Regions from separate parts of the Homo sapiens genome. Here region 1 is linked to region 2. The links are chromatin loops, found by intact Hi-C in ENCODE. Cell type or tissue: A673. All regions are shown on one strand.

Region 1 (8,000 bases), 530 kb after region 2:
TGCCCCTCACTGTTACCCCTACGCATGCTGTCACTTCCTGTCACCCCTACACATGCTGCCCCTCACTGTTACCCCTACGCATGCTGTCACTTCCTGTCACCCCTACACAGGCTGCCCCTCACTGTCACCCCTTCACATGCTGTCCCTCATTATCATCCCTATGCATGCTGCCCCTCACTGTCACCTCTAATCATACTATCCCTCATTGTCACCCCTACACATGCTGTCACTCACTGTCACCCCTATACATGCTGTCCTTCACTGTCACCTCTACACAGGCTGTCACTCACTGTCACCCCTACACATGCTGTCCTTCACTGTCACCCCTACACATGCTGCCCCTCACTGTCACCCCTACACATGCTGTCACTCCTACACACATTATCACTTGCTGTCACTCCTGCACATTCTCTCATGCACTGTCAGTTGTACACACATTGTCTCTCACTGTCACCCCTATACACATTGTCACTGACTGTCACCCATACACATGCTCTTACTCACTGTCACCCTACATATACTGTCATTCACTGTCATACCTACACACACTCTCACTGTCACCCCTACACAAATTGTCTCTCACTGTCACCCCATATATATTGTCACACATGGCCACCTTACACACACTGTCACTCCCTGTCACAGCTACACATGCTCTGTCACCACTACACACATTGCCACTCACTGTTACCTCTACACACACTCACTCACTGTCACCTCTAAACATACTGCCACTCACTGTCACCCCTACACATACTCTCACTTCATGCCTATGCCGATTATCATAGTTAGCCCTACACACAAACACGTCACCCCTACACACATTGTCGCTCTCATCTCCGCACATGCTCTCACTGTCACCCTGCACATGCTGGCACTCCCTGTTACCCCACACACACTGATGCTCACTTTCATACCAACTTGTTCCATTTTTATAATAGCTTGTAGCACTATCTAATACTTTGATATTTTGTGTTACTCTTATCCCTCCTAAACTTAGTGCTAAGTTCATGAGAAGATGGGTTATGTCTTTTTTGTTCACTGCTGTCTGATTTATCAGGGTCTGTCATATCATGTAAAAGGGGTTCAATAAATGTTGCTTATTAATAAATGAAAAAATAGGGATTATTCTTGGAGAGTAATCTTGGGCTAAAATAATAGACTTTATGGTGCTAAACATAAATACACATCACACAGCATATGCAGCACTTGTATGTGTATTATATATATACACACAAATATTTACACACATACAAATGTACCTATATAGTTTAGAGAATAACAAATAAGTACACTCAGGTAAAGAAATTGAAAAATCACCACTACTTTGGAAACCCCAATTTGCCCCACCCTATGATGTTCTCATCTTTCGTCTCCAGAGTAACCATCATCTTGGTTTCTTTTTGTTCATCATCCTTGTTCTTTTTAAGAATTTGATCATCTAAGTGTGTGCCTGTAAATTGTTTTGGAAAACTAGAGGGCAAGTGCAGGCTTGGATAGTGTAGAAATGGCAAGATCCCCACTCTTTGATGAGGCTCTCAGGAGAAGTGAATCCACACTGAGCTTTGAGACCAGCTTGTTGAGAAATTACAAAGCCCATTCAGGGGGGCTCCGAGGTCAGCAGAACAGGTGTGGAAAGTGCCATGAGAAATGCACAGCTTGTCAGGAAGCTGGCAGGGCTGTAGTGTGGACCAGACACTGGATGGCTGATGGAGACAAGGTCAGAGCCAGGGGTTGTTTCGTATTTTCTGCTTCTAAGTATGGCCTTTAGGCTTGGTCAAAAAAGAACATTTCTGTGGAATAAAAAGGGCTTTCAGCTGATTCAGGCAGCAGAATGTCAAGACAAGACAATTGTAGGCAAGTATAGGGGCCAGGGTCACTGGGACCTCAGGTTTAAAAAGGGTGCAAAGTTGGCTGGGTGCAGTGGCTCACTCCTGTAATCCCAGCACTTTCAGAGGCCGAGGCAGGTGGATCACTTGAGGTCAGAAGTTCAAGACCAGTCTGGCTAACATGGTGAAATCCCATTTCTACTAAAAATACAAAAAATTAGCTGGGCGTGGTGGCACACACCTGTAATCCCAGGTATTTGGGAGGCTGAGGTAAGAGAATAGCTTGAACCTGGGAAGCGGAGGTTGCAGTGAGCGGAGATGGTGCCATTGCACTCCAGCTTGGGCAACAAAAGCAAAACTCCATCTAAAAAAAAAGGTGCAAAGTTAGCTGGAATAGGGTGCATTATTTCCAACAAAAACTCTCTGATACCCTTTGCTTTGATTGGTTGATTCATTTAATATTTATTTAGTTTTACACTTTGCCTCTAGATTGTCTTTTGGACAGGCTTTATTGCATACATATAAACTCCGTTTGAGTTCTTTTGTTTCAGGGGACAGAGCCACAACTCAAACTGACTTACACAAAGTGGATTTACTGACCTATCTAACTAAAGAGTCTATGTGCTTACTTAGTTTCATTGGCAATCTTTTATTTCTCAAACTGCCTGAAGAGTACATGGGTATTCATTATAATAATCCTCTTGAATATCTGAAATATTTCATAATAAACTAACATAAAACAAACATGAAATGATTGGATCCAGGGTTTCAGAAATGTCATCAGGTCTTGGTCTCTCCTTTTTCTGGTTGGTACCCTTTCCTCTAGGAAGTCCCTACAGCTCCAGGCTCCATACACTGGCAGGATAGTAGCAAGAATGCTTGTCTTCTCTACACTTCCAGAAGTCCTAGAGTTGGTCACTGGCCTGAGTCAGGTTCCAAGCCAACTGTTGGAACATCCTGTGGCTAGAGATGTGTGATGCTCTGATGGGTTGAGCCAGGCTCACACACCCACCCTGAAGCTAAGGAATGAGGCCAACAAGTCCTCCCTACTCCAAAGCATGGTTTGCCAACAGCTAGCAATGACATTTTGACTATAAGAAGGGGAAGGGATGCTGGATAGGAGAAACACAAGTGACCACTTCAATTCTTGAGGGTTGTTTAAAGGGATAAGGGCAAGACAAAGAGTTCCCTTAAGAGAAAGATAATAACTATTTCTCAAGTTGTCTCCCAAATTCTGTTGAGGACCTAAGGCAGCCCCTAAGCAGAATTACTGTCAATAAGTCATAAAGAAGCACTAATATTATCCTATTGGTAGAAGGAAATGGTGGAATTATGCTTTTGTCAATAAAACTAGTATTGATACTCTCCACTGTGACTAAGACTCTCTTCTTGACCAAACTCTCCCCAGGCTTTGTTGGGCCTTTTCTCTACTAGGTACCAGCCTTGGCCTATGCAGACTTGGAACAAACGCTAACAGTTTCTCACAGCTCAAGGCCACATCCCTAGGATGACCCTAGCTGCCCCTTAAAGTGTTGCCTGAAAAAACCTCAAGCTACCAAAAGAATCCACTGTTTGTTCCAGCCAACACCTGAAGATAGAGCCCTTGTCTCCTAGTCTCTGTGGAAGAGTAGGAGCTTAACTTTGATCATGTCAGTAGCAAACTCAGATGGGTTTCACATGGAGCAACTCCCCTTTTCCTGCTTTTTGTAATTTTTTCCCTTTCCTGGCTCTGCTGAGCCTCTGCTCACTCACTCCCTATTCCCTCATTCTCCCTTAAGATGCTGAGTCAACTTTGTGCAAATCAAACTTGACCACAGTTCACACTGGGCTCTTTTCCTCATTGCTATAGTATATTACTGATTAGAAATCTGTCTTTTTCACTTTACTAGTGCCCAGTGTTGTTTATATCACCTGCAGAAAAAAAAAAAAATTACTGTAGAAGTTAAGGGCCAGGTTGCTTTGGGAGCAAATGTTTTAAAACCAAAACTTAAGAGAAGGCTGCCCTCTGCTGCTTAAAAATCTTGGTTTGGCAATGTGTGTGTGTAGTTTTGTTTTTGATTTCTTTCGTTTGTTTTTTACTTTCTCACCCCCTATTTTTGTACATATGCCCAGTTACTAGTGTCTTTGTTATAAACATGATTTCTATGAAGCTGATTTTTAGAAACCATCATACTCTGGACCAATACAACTTAAGCAAGATTGAATGGCTGACCCTTTCAGCTGGTTTGCTTGGCTATGGATAGACTGCCTGAAAGTACTAGTCGATAATTTAAAAGGACATCTCTATAAGCACTTAAGACTGATCAAATGAACTAAAAAACATTGAGTTACTCCATATAAATGCAATAAACTCTTCCTTTACGTTACAGTACCAAGAGAGCTTGCTCGTGACACTGTTTGTCCACACCTCCTTGATCTTTTTCTTTGGTGAGTGTGAGGAGCCTTTATTTAAAAAAAAAATTATTTCTTCCTTTTTCACTATAGAAAACTGGACAAATATAGAAACCTTAAAAGTGAAGTGTTGATAAAATTTCACTTTAAAAACTCACCAGAAAGCTAGGATGAGCAATGATCCTGAAGTGGTCCTCTCTCCAAATCCTCTGTTACGGATTTCTTGGCAAGTTCTTCCAAATAGTCCCTTCACTACTTCTCTGCTCTCCACCCAAATAGCTACTCTCAGCACATGACTTCATTTTGTGCTTTACTGAGAAGATGGTCACCTTGTGGTGGAGGCTCTGGCTTCTTCCTTCCTCTTCAGCTGTCTCCAAACTCCTCTTCTCATTGCCAGCTTCAGAGAACAGCTGTCTTCCTTGTCCCAAAGGTGAATTTTTCTCCTTCTGCCCATTCCCCCAGATCATATTCCTTCAGTAGTCCTCACTCTTCAACATATTGAAGTGCTTTTTCTTTTTTAAGCAGTTATAACCCCAATGATCTTGCTGGATAATATTCTAGATAGAACTCAGTTTTCATCACCATCACTTCCCAACTTTTTGAATGACCTAAATAGACTGTTCACTCTGTCCCACCTACAGAAACTGCATTCACACAGATTAGATTACCCTCTAATTATTGTTCTACTTGACCTCCCTGCAATGTTTTACACTTTACTTCCTGGAGTCTTTCCTGCCATCTCTTCTGGTTTTCTTTTATGCCTCTGACATTTTCTGGTTATTTTCTGTCCCTTCCTATCTTCTGACTCATAGGACTTTACATGTTTTGTTTACTGGACTCCCTAATAAAATACTTTTGAAAATTATGTACCTCTTCACACACTTTTAAGTTGACATGTAGATTTTGTCATAAGATTAAAGAGTGATATGGTTTGGCTGTGTCCCCACCTAAATCTCATCTTGAATTGTAGCTCCTATAATTCCCATGTGTCCTGGGAGGGACCCAGTGGGAGGTAATTGAATCATGAGGGTCGGTATTTTCCATGTTGTTCTTATGATAGTAAATAAGTGTCACAAGATCTGATCTAAAGGGGAGTTCCCCTGCACACACTCTGTTGCTTGCCACCATGTAGGAGATGACTTTGTTCTTCATTTGCCTTCTGCCATGATTCTGGGACCTCCTCAGCCATGTGGAACTGTGAGTCAATTAAACCTCTTTCCTTTATAAATTACCAGTCTCAGGCATGTCTTTATTAGCAATGTGAGAACAAACTAATACAGTAAATTTGTACCAGTAGAGTAGCGTGCTGCTATAAAGATGCCTGAAATGTGGAAGTGACTTTGGAACTGCATAACAGGTAGAGGTTAGAACAGATTGGAGGGCTCAGAAGAAGATAGAAAAATGTGGGAATGTTTGGAACTTCCTAGAGACTTGGAAGGCTCAGAAGATAGGAAGATGTGGGAAAGTTTTGAACTTCCTAGAGACTTGTTGAATGGTTTTGAGCAAAATGCTGATAGTATGGACAACAAGGTCCAGGCTGAGGTGGTCTCAGATGGAACTGAGGAACTTTTTGGGAACTGGAATAAAGGTCATTCTTGCTATGCAAAGAGACTGATGGCATTTTGCCCCTGCCCTAAGATCTGTTGAACTTTGAACCAGAGAGAGATGATTTAGTGTATCTAAAAGACAGTTAGAAATTTCTAACCAGTGAAGCATTCAAGAGAAAGCAGACCACAAAAGTTTGGAAAATTTGCAGCCTAATGATGCAGTAGAGAAGAAAAAAACATTTTCTGAGGAGAAATTCAAGCTGGCTGCAGAAATTTGCATAAGTAGCAAGGAGCTGAATGTTAATCACCAAGACAATGGGGAAAATGTCTCCAGGGCATGTGAGAGACTTTGTAGCAGCCCCTCCCATCAGAGGCCCGGAGGCCTAGGAGGAAAAAATGGTTTCCCAGGCTGGACCCAGGACTCCCTTGCTGTGTGCAACCTAGGGAGTTGATGGCCTGCATCCTAACTGCTCCAGCCACGACTTAAAGGTGCCAAGGTACAGCTTGGGCCGTGGCTTCAGAAGGTGCAAGCCCTAAGCTTTGGCAGCTTCCAAGTGGTGTTGAGCCTGTGGGCACACAGAACTTCTGCCTAGATTTCAGAGGATGTATAGAAACTCCTGGATGTCCAGGCAGAAGTTTGTTGTAGGGGTGGGTCCTCATGAAGAACCTCTGCTAGGGCAATGGGAAGGGAAATGTGGGGTGCAAGTTCCCACACAGAGTCCCTACTGGGGCACTGCCTACTGGAGCTGTGAGAAGATGACCACCATTCTCCAGACCCCAGAATGCAGATCCACTGACAGTTTGCACCATGTGCCTGGAAAAGCTACTGACACTCAATGCCAGATGTGAAAGCAGCCGGCGGGGGAGCTGTTTCCTGCAAAGCCATGGGTGGAGCTGCCCAAGGCTGTGGGAGTAAACCTCTTGCATCAGTGTGACCTGGATGTGAGACATGGAGTCAAAGGAGATCATTTTGGAACTTTAAGGTTTAATGACAGCCATATTGGATTTTGGACTTGCATGGGGCCTGTAGTCCTTTTGTTTTGGAAAATTTCTTCCTTTTGAAATGGCTGTGTTTAACCAATGCCTGTACCCACATTGTATCTAGGAAGTAACTAACTTGCTCATAGGCTCATAGGCAGAAGGGACTTGCCTTGTCTCAGATGAGACTTTGGACTGTGGACTTTTGAGTTAATGGTGAAATGAATTAAGACTTTGGGGGACTGTTAGGAAGGCACGATTGGTTTTGAAATGTGAGGACATGAGATTTGGGAGGGGCCAGGGGTGAAATCAGATGGTTTGGTTGTGTCCCCTCCCAAATCTTATCTTGAATTGTAGCTCCCATAATTCCCACATGTCCTGAGAGGGACCTAGTGGGAGGTAATTGAATCATGGGGGCAGGTCTTTCCTGTGATGTTCTTATGATAGTGAATAAGTCTCACAAGATCTGATGGTTTTATAAAGGAGAGTTCCCTTGCACACACTCTCTTGCCTGCTGCCATGTAAGACATGACTTTGCTCCTCATTTGCCTTCCACCATGATTGTGAGGCCTCCCTAGCCATGTGGAACTGTGAGTCAATTCAACCTGTTTCCTTTATAAATTACCCAGTCTCGGGAATGTCTTTATTAGTAGCTTGAGAACAGACTACTACAAAGAGTAATAAAATATATATCTGATATGGGGAAAATTATATGTGCCTCTTAAATATATTTTGCCCAAAACAATGGAGCTGCACTTTCAATTTATGAACAACTTCCACTATAATTTAATTGACAAACATAACCTTCATTGTCAAACTAATCAATCAGAAAATATGACTTTGTGTTTCAACTCAAACAAATGTGCTAATACCCGTATCTGTGACAACCATCTTGTTGCCAAATTCTGTCTTGAGGGAAAAAAAAAGAAAGGAACAACAACAAAAAAAACCAAAACAAAGAATGAAGCAGGAAGTCTTGCTATAGGTTTGTCACTCAGAGGAAGTAAGACCCATGCACTTTAATATTCCTTAAAGAAACTCTACAGTTTCAAATTTTCCCTTTGTTCTTGGGGCTCAAATGGTGTTTATAGCTAGTGAAAAAATGCACCAGGGAAAAATATTGTATGTTTCAATGAATAGATGGATGAATGGATAGATGGATGAACAGATGGATGGGTGGGTGAAAGGTATGCCCTCCATTTTTTAAATTAAAGAAGGATAATTGTGGAAAATAAATTGGGAAAGGAGAAAAAGC
Region 2 (8,000 bases):
TGATGGAATTGGCTACTGAAACTTGTGAATGCATCATGTAGTTCTCATGCCATGGTTTTCAGCTCCATCAGGTCATTTAAGGTCTTCTCTATGCTGGTTATTCTAGTTAGCCATTTGTCTAATCTTTTTTCAAGGTTTTTAGCTTCTTTGCGATGGGTTTGAACATCCTCCTTTAGCTCGGAAAAGTTTATTACCCATCGTCTGAAGCCTTCTTCTCTCAGCTTGTCAAAGTCATTCTCTGTCCAGCTTTGTTCCGTTGCTGGTGAGGAGCTGCATTCCTTTGGAGGAGAAGAGGAGCTCTGATTTTTAGAACTTTCAGCTTTTCTGCTCTGGTTTCTCCCCATCTTTGTGGTTTTATCTACCTTTGGTCTTTGATGATGGTGACGTACATATGGGGTTTTGGTGTGGATGCCCTTTCTGTTTGTTAGTTTTCCTTCTAACAGTCAGGACCCTCAGCTGTGGGTCTGTTCGAGTTTGCTGGAGGTCCACTCCAGACCCTGTTTGCCTGGGTATCACCAGCAGAGGCTGCCGAACCGCAAATATTGCAGAACGGCAAATGTAGCTACCTGATCCTTCCTCTGGAAGCTTCATCTCAGAGGGGCATCTGGCTGTATGAGGTGTCAGTTGGCCCCTACTGGGAGGTGCCTCCCAGTTAGGCTACTCGGGGGTCAGGGACCCGCTTGAGGAAGCAGTGTGTCCATTCTCAGATCTCAAACTTCATGCTGGGAGATCCACTACTCTTTTCAAAGCTCAGTTGGAAATGCAGAAATCACCCGTCTTCTGCATCACTCATGCTGGGAGCAGTAGACTGGAGCTGTTCCTATTTGGCCATCTTGGAACCTCCCCCAGCTATACCTACTTTATTGGATTTTTGTGTCTCCATCAGCTGACATGGTACTTACAGCCTAGAATGAGCATACAAAGGATACTCATTCGCTATTCGATGATGACTGACAAACAGTCTCCCAGGATCACCATGAAATAACTAAACTGAGTTTGATTTATTTAAAAATCAGGTCCAGGTAACAAACTGCACCTGTCCCCTTGAATTGATACAAATAAAAATAAAACAAAAAAGGACAATATTTTACTTTATGGAACTTTTTATTACAAAGAATTAAAAAAAAATAAAATAATAATACTTAAAAGAATACTTTGACTATTATTTTATCACCTAAAGGCTTCTCTTATTATTTTATTTTTGGAGACAGAATCTCTGTCACCCCGGCTGGAGTGCAGTGGCGCGATCTCAGCTCACTGCAACTTCTGCCTCCCGGGCTCAAGCAATTCTCCTGCCTCAGCCTCCCGAGTAGCTGGGATTACATGAGTGCACCACCACACCCTGCTAATTTTTTGTATTTTTAGTAGAGACAGGGTTTCACCATATTGCCGAGGCTGATCTCAAACTCCTGAGCTCAGGCAATCTGCCTGCCTCGGCCTCCTAAAGTGCTAGGATTACAGGCATGAGCCACAGCGCCCTGCCAACCTAAAGGCTTTTCACAACTGGGAATTCACTGAATGTTGTATCATTAAAGCTAATGTGGACCTTGGATAACTGTATGCCTGTTTTCTGGGAAATAATGGTGGAGCTCTTTGAAAGGGTAAAAATGGTGTTTTATCATACATAACTATGCCTGAGGTTTTTGTTTTGCATTTATCTTTGGGCAAAGTTGTAAAGTTAAGCAAATCTGGAATTGAAATAATTTGATAACATCAGCTAATATTTTTCAAAGTTAGATTTTTGAGGTATAATTTACATAAGAGTTACTCTTTCTAGAGGTATAGTTGAATGCATTTTCACAAATGTGTACAATTGGATAACCACCACCATAATCTAGATATATAGGTAATGTGTAATTATAATATATATGTACTATATAATATAGGATATTTATACCACCCAAAAAGTTTTCTCTTGCTTTTTATAGTCATTCCCCAAACCCCACGTCCAGTGCTGATTGTCCCTATGGTTTTGCCTTGCCAGAATGAATAATACATTAAAGATATAGCCTTTTGTGAATGGCTTCTTTCACTTACAATACTTTTGAGTTTTGAGTTGAATTATAAGTTTCACTTATAATACATTTTGTGTTATTGCATCTATTGGTAATTTGTTTCATTTTATTGCTTTTTAGTATTTCATTTTTTTCCAGTATGTCATTTTATGGACACAATTTGTTTACCCATTCACCAGTTGACTGATATCTGAACTGTTTCTGGGTTTCTGCTATAGAGAGTTGCTATAAACATTTTCATATAGGTCTTTATATAGACATATGTTTTCATTTCTCATGGGTAGATACTTAGAAGTAGGATTGCTGGGTCATATGGTCACTCTACTTTTTAACTTTATAAGAAACTGTCAAACCTTTTTCCAAAGTTTCTATACCATTTTGCATTCTCACTAGCAATGTATGAGAATTTAATTTGCTCTGCATCCAGGCCAGCATTTTGTATTGTTTGTATTTTGTATTTTATACATTCTAGTAAGTATGTAGTGTGGCATCTCACTGTGGTTTTACTTTTTGTTTCCCTAATGTCTAATGATGGTCATGGATCTTTTCACATGCTTATTGATCTTTTTGATTCTTATGAAGTGTTTGTTTGTTCAAATCTTTTGACCATCTTTTCACTGGATTGTCCTCTTATTGTGTTGTAAAGATTTTTTAAAAAATAATTTCTGGATACAAGTCCTTTATTTGATATGCATTTTGTACATATTCCCTTCTCAAGTCTGTGGCTTGTTGTTCTGTTTTCTTAACAGTTTTTTTCAAAGAGAAATTTGGTAAAGTCCAGTATACCATTTTTTATTTTATGCTTCATGCTTTTGTGGTTTAAGAAATCTTTGCCTAACGCAAGATCACAACTACTTTCTACTGTGTTTTCTTCTAGAAGTTCTTTAGTTTTAGATTTTACATTTAGTTCTATGATTCATTTCAAGTAGATGTTAGTGTGGTGCAGGATAAAGGTTGAAGTTTCTTGTTTTATGAGTGGATGCTCAATTGTTCAAGCATTCTTTGTTGAAAAGAATATCATTTCTCTTTTATAGCTCAAATTTTATTACTTAAAATTATTTTAAGATGCACATATTAAAGTGATATGTGTAAAAGATTATATATTTCTGGAAGCATGCCTATTTACACTAGTTATTATTACTTTAGGAGACAGATATTCTCTTTGTTTAAATTGTTTCCACAAAGCATACCACGAAGTACAGAGGGGACATTAGTAACTATTTTATGATGATTATGGTATTCATTTAGGCCAATTTAAGTGAATTGGAGATCCTAATTTTCTCTATAAGGAGACAATACTTTTTCATACAAGATTATTTTTGTGGAGGCTTCATTTATGTGAAGTTTTTGCACCCATTTATTGTCATGATTATTCTTCAGTGAAACAAAAGTCTGTAGTAGATATGCTGCTGCTGCTGGTTTTAGGTAAATTGACTAAATAGTTATACAAAACTCTGTCTCTACCATATATGAATTCAAACTGTATCAACAATTACAGAATACTATGCTAACATCTAATAAGAGAGTTAGCCCATGTAGAAGAGAAATATAAATACAGCTATCAGATCAGTCTCATGTTATTTCAGCTTCAAGGAGCCTCTTAGCAAAAATGGTTTCCTTTCTCCATACATGTTGCAGGTGTTTACTATTTTAAATGAGACTTTTTTGTTAAAAAAAAATTAAAATAAGATCATTTAGAGAACGATTCTCAGCTTGTTCAGATGATTATTTGGTTTTAAAAAAGCAGCCTGGAGTTCCTCTTAATCTCAAATCTCCATAAAACTTACAAGAGATGTTTTCATTTACTGAAAGGAATAGTTTTTTCTTAATCAAATGTAGAGCCATTATCACTAGAGGGCAGTAAATACAAACAGATTTAGTGGATTTACTGGCACTAACGATGTTTTCAGAATACTAGCATTAATCAAAGAAAGTATAGTTTTTATAATATGAAAATACATGTAACATTCTGTTATGTAAAATATTGGTTATGAATCAATTCTAGATTATTGTCTGCCTCTAAAATATTTTTAAGGCATTTGAAAGCAAAGGGAGGCTGAGAAACACTAGTTTTCTGTGGCTATTCTGTTTAATACTTGAAGTTTAACTTTGCCTCAGAATTCTTCAAGGGACATTTAAAAATTAGATTTGCATTTGTTCAAGCTGAACAGTACTGGATATATGAGAGACCACGTTATATAGATTTGCTTCTTGATTAATAACTACCACGACTTTTAATTTTAAGGTGAAAGGTGTAAAATAAATGTAGATTGATTATAGGATAAAATATTTTCCAATAATGTAAGTCCTACTGCAAACAGTGCTACTGCCTGGAAAACTCCTTATGTTGGAGAGGTCCAAGAGCTAATACACTTATTTTAAACAATATTTCTTAAATATTTCAAACACAGTAATATAATATACAGCTTAGAATTGATTATATTAACGGATCTATTATGTAGGCTCTAGGCTAAATATAAAATAATGCCTGAAATAGTTTTCTTTTTTTGGCAATTTAGAGTACTCTGAAACCAGACAGTCTGGGTTCAAATCCTGGCCCTGTTACTTACTACTGGCTTTGTGACCTTGAGCAAGACAACTTGACCTCTCTGAGCCTTAGTTTCCCCATAATTTAGTTTTGTTTTTCCCTATTCAAAAATGCATCTTTTCTCTCTTGACCTCTGTTACAAAGTCAATAATGACAGCATGTGTTAATGTATCAGCAGTTCAGCTCCATCAGCAGAATTTCAAATATCCTGAAATGTACTGAAATAGTTCAAAAAGATTGTTAATTGCTTGGGTATCTGGTAAGGACTGAGAAAACAAGGAATAGCAGGGAAGTGGCCTCTAGAAATTCTGAGGGGTATTTCTAGGAAAAGTCTGAAAAAGAGAACTAACTGAACATTATGGGAATTTTTTTTTTCTTTTTTGAGACAAGGTCTTGCTCTGTCATCCAGGCTGGAGTACAGTGGTGCAATCATAGCTCACTGCAGCCTTAAACTCCTGGCCTCAAGCCATCCTCCCACCTCAGCACCTCCCACCTCCCACCTCAGTAGTATCTGGAACTACAAGCACATGCCACCACACCTGGCTAATTTTTAAATTTTTTGTAGAGACGGTGGTTTCTCTATGTTGCCCAGGCTGGTCTCGACCTCCTGGCCTCAAGCAATCCTCCCGCATTGGCCTCCCAAAATGTTGGGATTACAGGCATGAGGCACTTCACCAGGCCAAGAAACTATTTTTTCTATTTCAACAAACACACTTGCATATATGTATATAAAATCATTTGGGCATTTGAGAGCAGTGGATTACAGATAAGAAACCTGAGCTCTAGCTGTAACGCTGTCCCTCAAGTTGTGTTGTCAGAACTTTTCTGGACCTCAGTTCCTTGTCTGAATGTGTCGTCATCATTACATCTGCATATGAGGGCAGCTGTGTGTTGTTCACATAGCGCTCCCAAACATAAGCGTGTCTCACTATATGGCAGGGCTGTCTGCCTGTGGGCACCTGCTTCCTCACCCTGTCCAGAGATCTGACCATGGTGATAGTAACCATGATTCTTTAATTCAAGGCACTGTAAAGTTAGCAAAAAGATTGAGGATAAACAAATCCACTCCTAGATTCATACTGTTTATCATAGAGTTTGCATCAGCCTAATTATATGATGAGCTGTCATACACCATTAAGAGCAAGGACTGGGTTTGCATTTCAATCCTGTCACCTATGGAGCAAGTTATTGAATATGTAAGAAGGTCCATCTTTTCATGTTAAAATAGGGATAATATTTATCTTATCAGAATGTTGCCAAGATTAGAAATGAGGTATGTAAAGTTCTTTGTGCATAGTAGGTGCCTAGTAAATGTTGTAACTTATTAAAGTTTCTTCATTAAATTTGGTGAAGCCAAGTCTGACTATAAGAATTGTATCTCTCTGGCTCTATTCAAATTTCTCTTCTAAATTATCTAGATTCTCTCTGCAGATAGCAGCTACCGTGGCAATAGGAAGGAGATTCTAGTCTCCTAGAAATGGAGATTAGGGAAAATGAAATGAATTTTAATTTGGCTCAGAGATTTTTGAAAAGATTTCTTATTCCCTAGAAATATGGAAACTTTCCTTGGTACTTTTTACTCAATATGATTAAATAATCTCCCTTATTGCAGCAAATTAGGGACTTATTTGAATAAGTTAAATCCTTTCACATCCAGCACCTATTAGAATGCCTGGCACATAATAGTTGCCAAATAGAAGTCTGTTGAATGAAGGGACCATCACTCACATTCAGCAGGGAGAAGAGGCTGCAGATTTTAGAGGGAAGGGAAACTGTATGTGTGTTTCTGCATAATGTTTTAAGACAAGGAGTATTATCTACTATATGTAATCTGTTTTAAATGTTTTTGATGATTTTGCTGAGGGTGAAAACCCTTGTCCTTTCCTGTCACCTATAATCAGTATAAAAATATTGATGTTTTGCATCTGCATCAGCCAACAATCTTTTTGTGGCAATAGTACACTACCTTGAGAAATACAGGGACATAATAAGATACTTTTCTGGCCTCAAAGATCCTCCACCCTGGATGAGGAGTCAAAGTTGAAGACAGTTGAAAAAAATAGAACAGTGATTCTTAACACTGGGGAACATTCAGGAAATTTCAGGGGACAGTGACTGGGGAGTACTCCTGGTGCTTGGTGGGCAGAGGCCAGGGAGGCTAGATGTCCTGGGATACATGGGACAGCCTTTCACCAGGGAGGTTTGCTGTGTGTCCCACACAACTTCCAAAAAGTCCCAGCAGCTATTCACATAGGTGAAAAAACAAAATGCATTTATAATTCTCTGAGCCTAGAACCCAACTACTTTTTACGTATAAGTATTAAATATTTTTACATGGTTTTAATCCACACCAAATTTTCTAGTAATGCAGCAATAGTGTATATTGTGAAGATGGCACTTTGTTACATTTGAAACCTTTCAAAGAATCATTCATCATATCAGGAAAAAGGAAAATTTTTCTAACATAACACCCCTGTATTCATTTTCATGCTACTGTTACTTTTGTGGTAATTCTCCCCATAAGAGAAATCATAGCAAACCCTTAGATAGCACTTACTGTTCTAAGAGCCTTATGTATATGCACTAATTTAATCCTCACAACAACCCTGTAAGGTAGAAACTATTATTCTCATTTTCCATGTGAGTAAACTGAAGTATGGGAAATTTAAATAGCTTCCCCAAGGTCACACAGCTAATCAGTTATAGTAGTTTTTGACTACTTTTTAAAATGTAGTTGTGTACAAGTATTTATATTTTGTAGTATTTGATAGAAATTACTCATTTCTCCTTTATTTCACTGATAAGCCATTATACTGATTTTTTTTTTAAATCTATGTAGGGAGTATTTAGCCTATATGTATTCAGTACAGTATTATGAAGGAAGTGTATTTAGGAATTTCATTTCAGGATGAATACTTGTTATAAAAAGTAAAAAGTAACTGAGTCTTAAGTTTGTCAAAGAATAAAATTGATGGATGGATGGATTTTTTTTTTTTTAAAGGAGGGGGAAGGCAGTGAGCCTGACTGCAGAGTGTAATTTGCATTTAAATGACAAGTGGTATGACACTTCCACCTGTTCTTCAGGGAGCCTCACCAAGTATGTTTTGCCTCGAGGCCTTTGCTTTTGCCATTCCTCACTTGGTTTTCCCTTCTCTACCCTACCTCTCACCCCGCAATCCACATGGCTTGTTTCCTTTCTTCAGATCTCCTGGTATACGTCATCTCATCAGAGGGGCTTTCCATGATCACCTTATAGCAACCTCTATCCGTAATCCTTATCCCTTCTTTCTCTCCATTGTGCTTATCACCCCATGACGTATTATGTATTTATTAACTTAGTTTTGGAATATAAGCTGCAGGTGAGAAAGCTTTGTTTCTCTTTCTCAGGCAGTGCCTGACATAGAGTAGGAGCTTAATAAATATTGAATGAAGGGGCA

What was found. Peaks named below come from ENCODE experiments on the same cell type or tissue, not always from the same donor. Only the 100,000 strongest peaks of a DNase experiment are listed, where the experiment ranks them.
Region 1: a loop joins it to region 2, with 4 times the contacts of the local background. A loop is called at or near these places in 2 of 110 quality-filtered maps.

What each region holds. Positions count from the first base shown.
Region 1 is chr5:58,473,785-58,481,784 of GRCh38, reverse strand. No RefSeq gene overlaps it. Among named protein-coding and RNA genes, the nearest start is that of GAPT, 14 kb to the left of the region's middle. In A673, a CTCF peak has its summit at 3,863 (motif pointing left); no DNase peak of the experiment used is centred here.
Region 2 is chr5:59,003,527-59,011,526 of GRCh38, reverse strand. All of the region lies in intron 6 of PDE4D (phosphodiesterase 4D), which reads left to right. Among named protein-coding and RNA genes, the nearest start is that of PDE4D-AS1, 32 kb to the left of the region's middle. RefSeq lists an enhancer at 7,720-8,000. In A673, CTCF peaks have their summits at 3,657 and 3,857 (motif pointing right); a DNase peak (open chromatin) is centred at 3,876.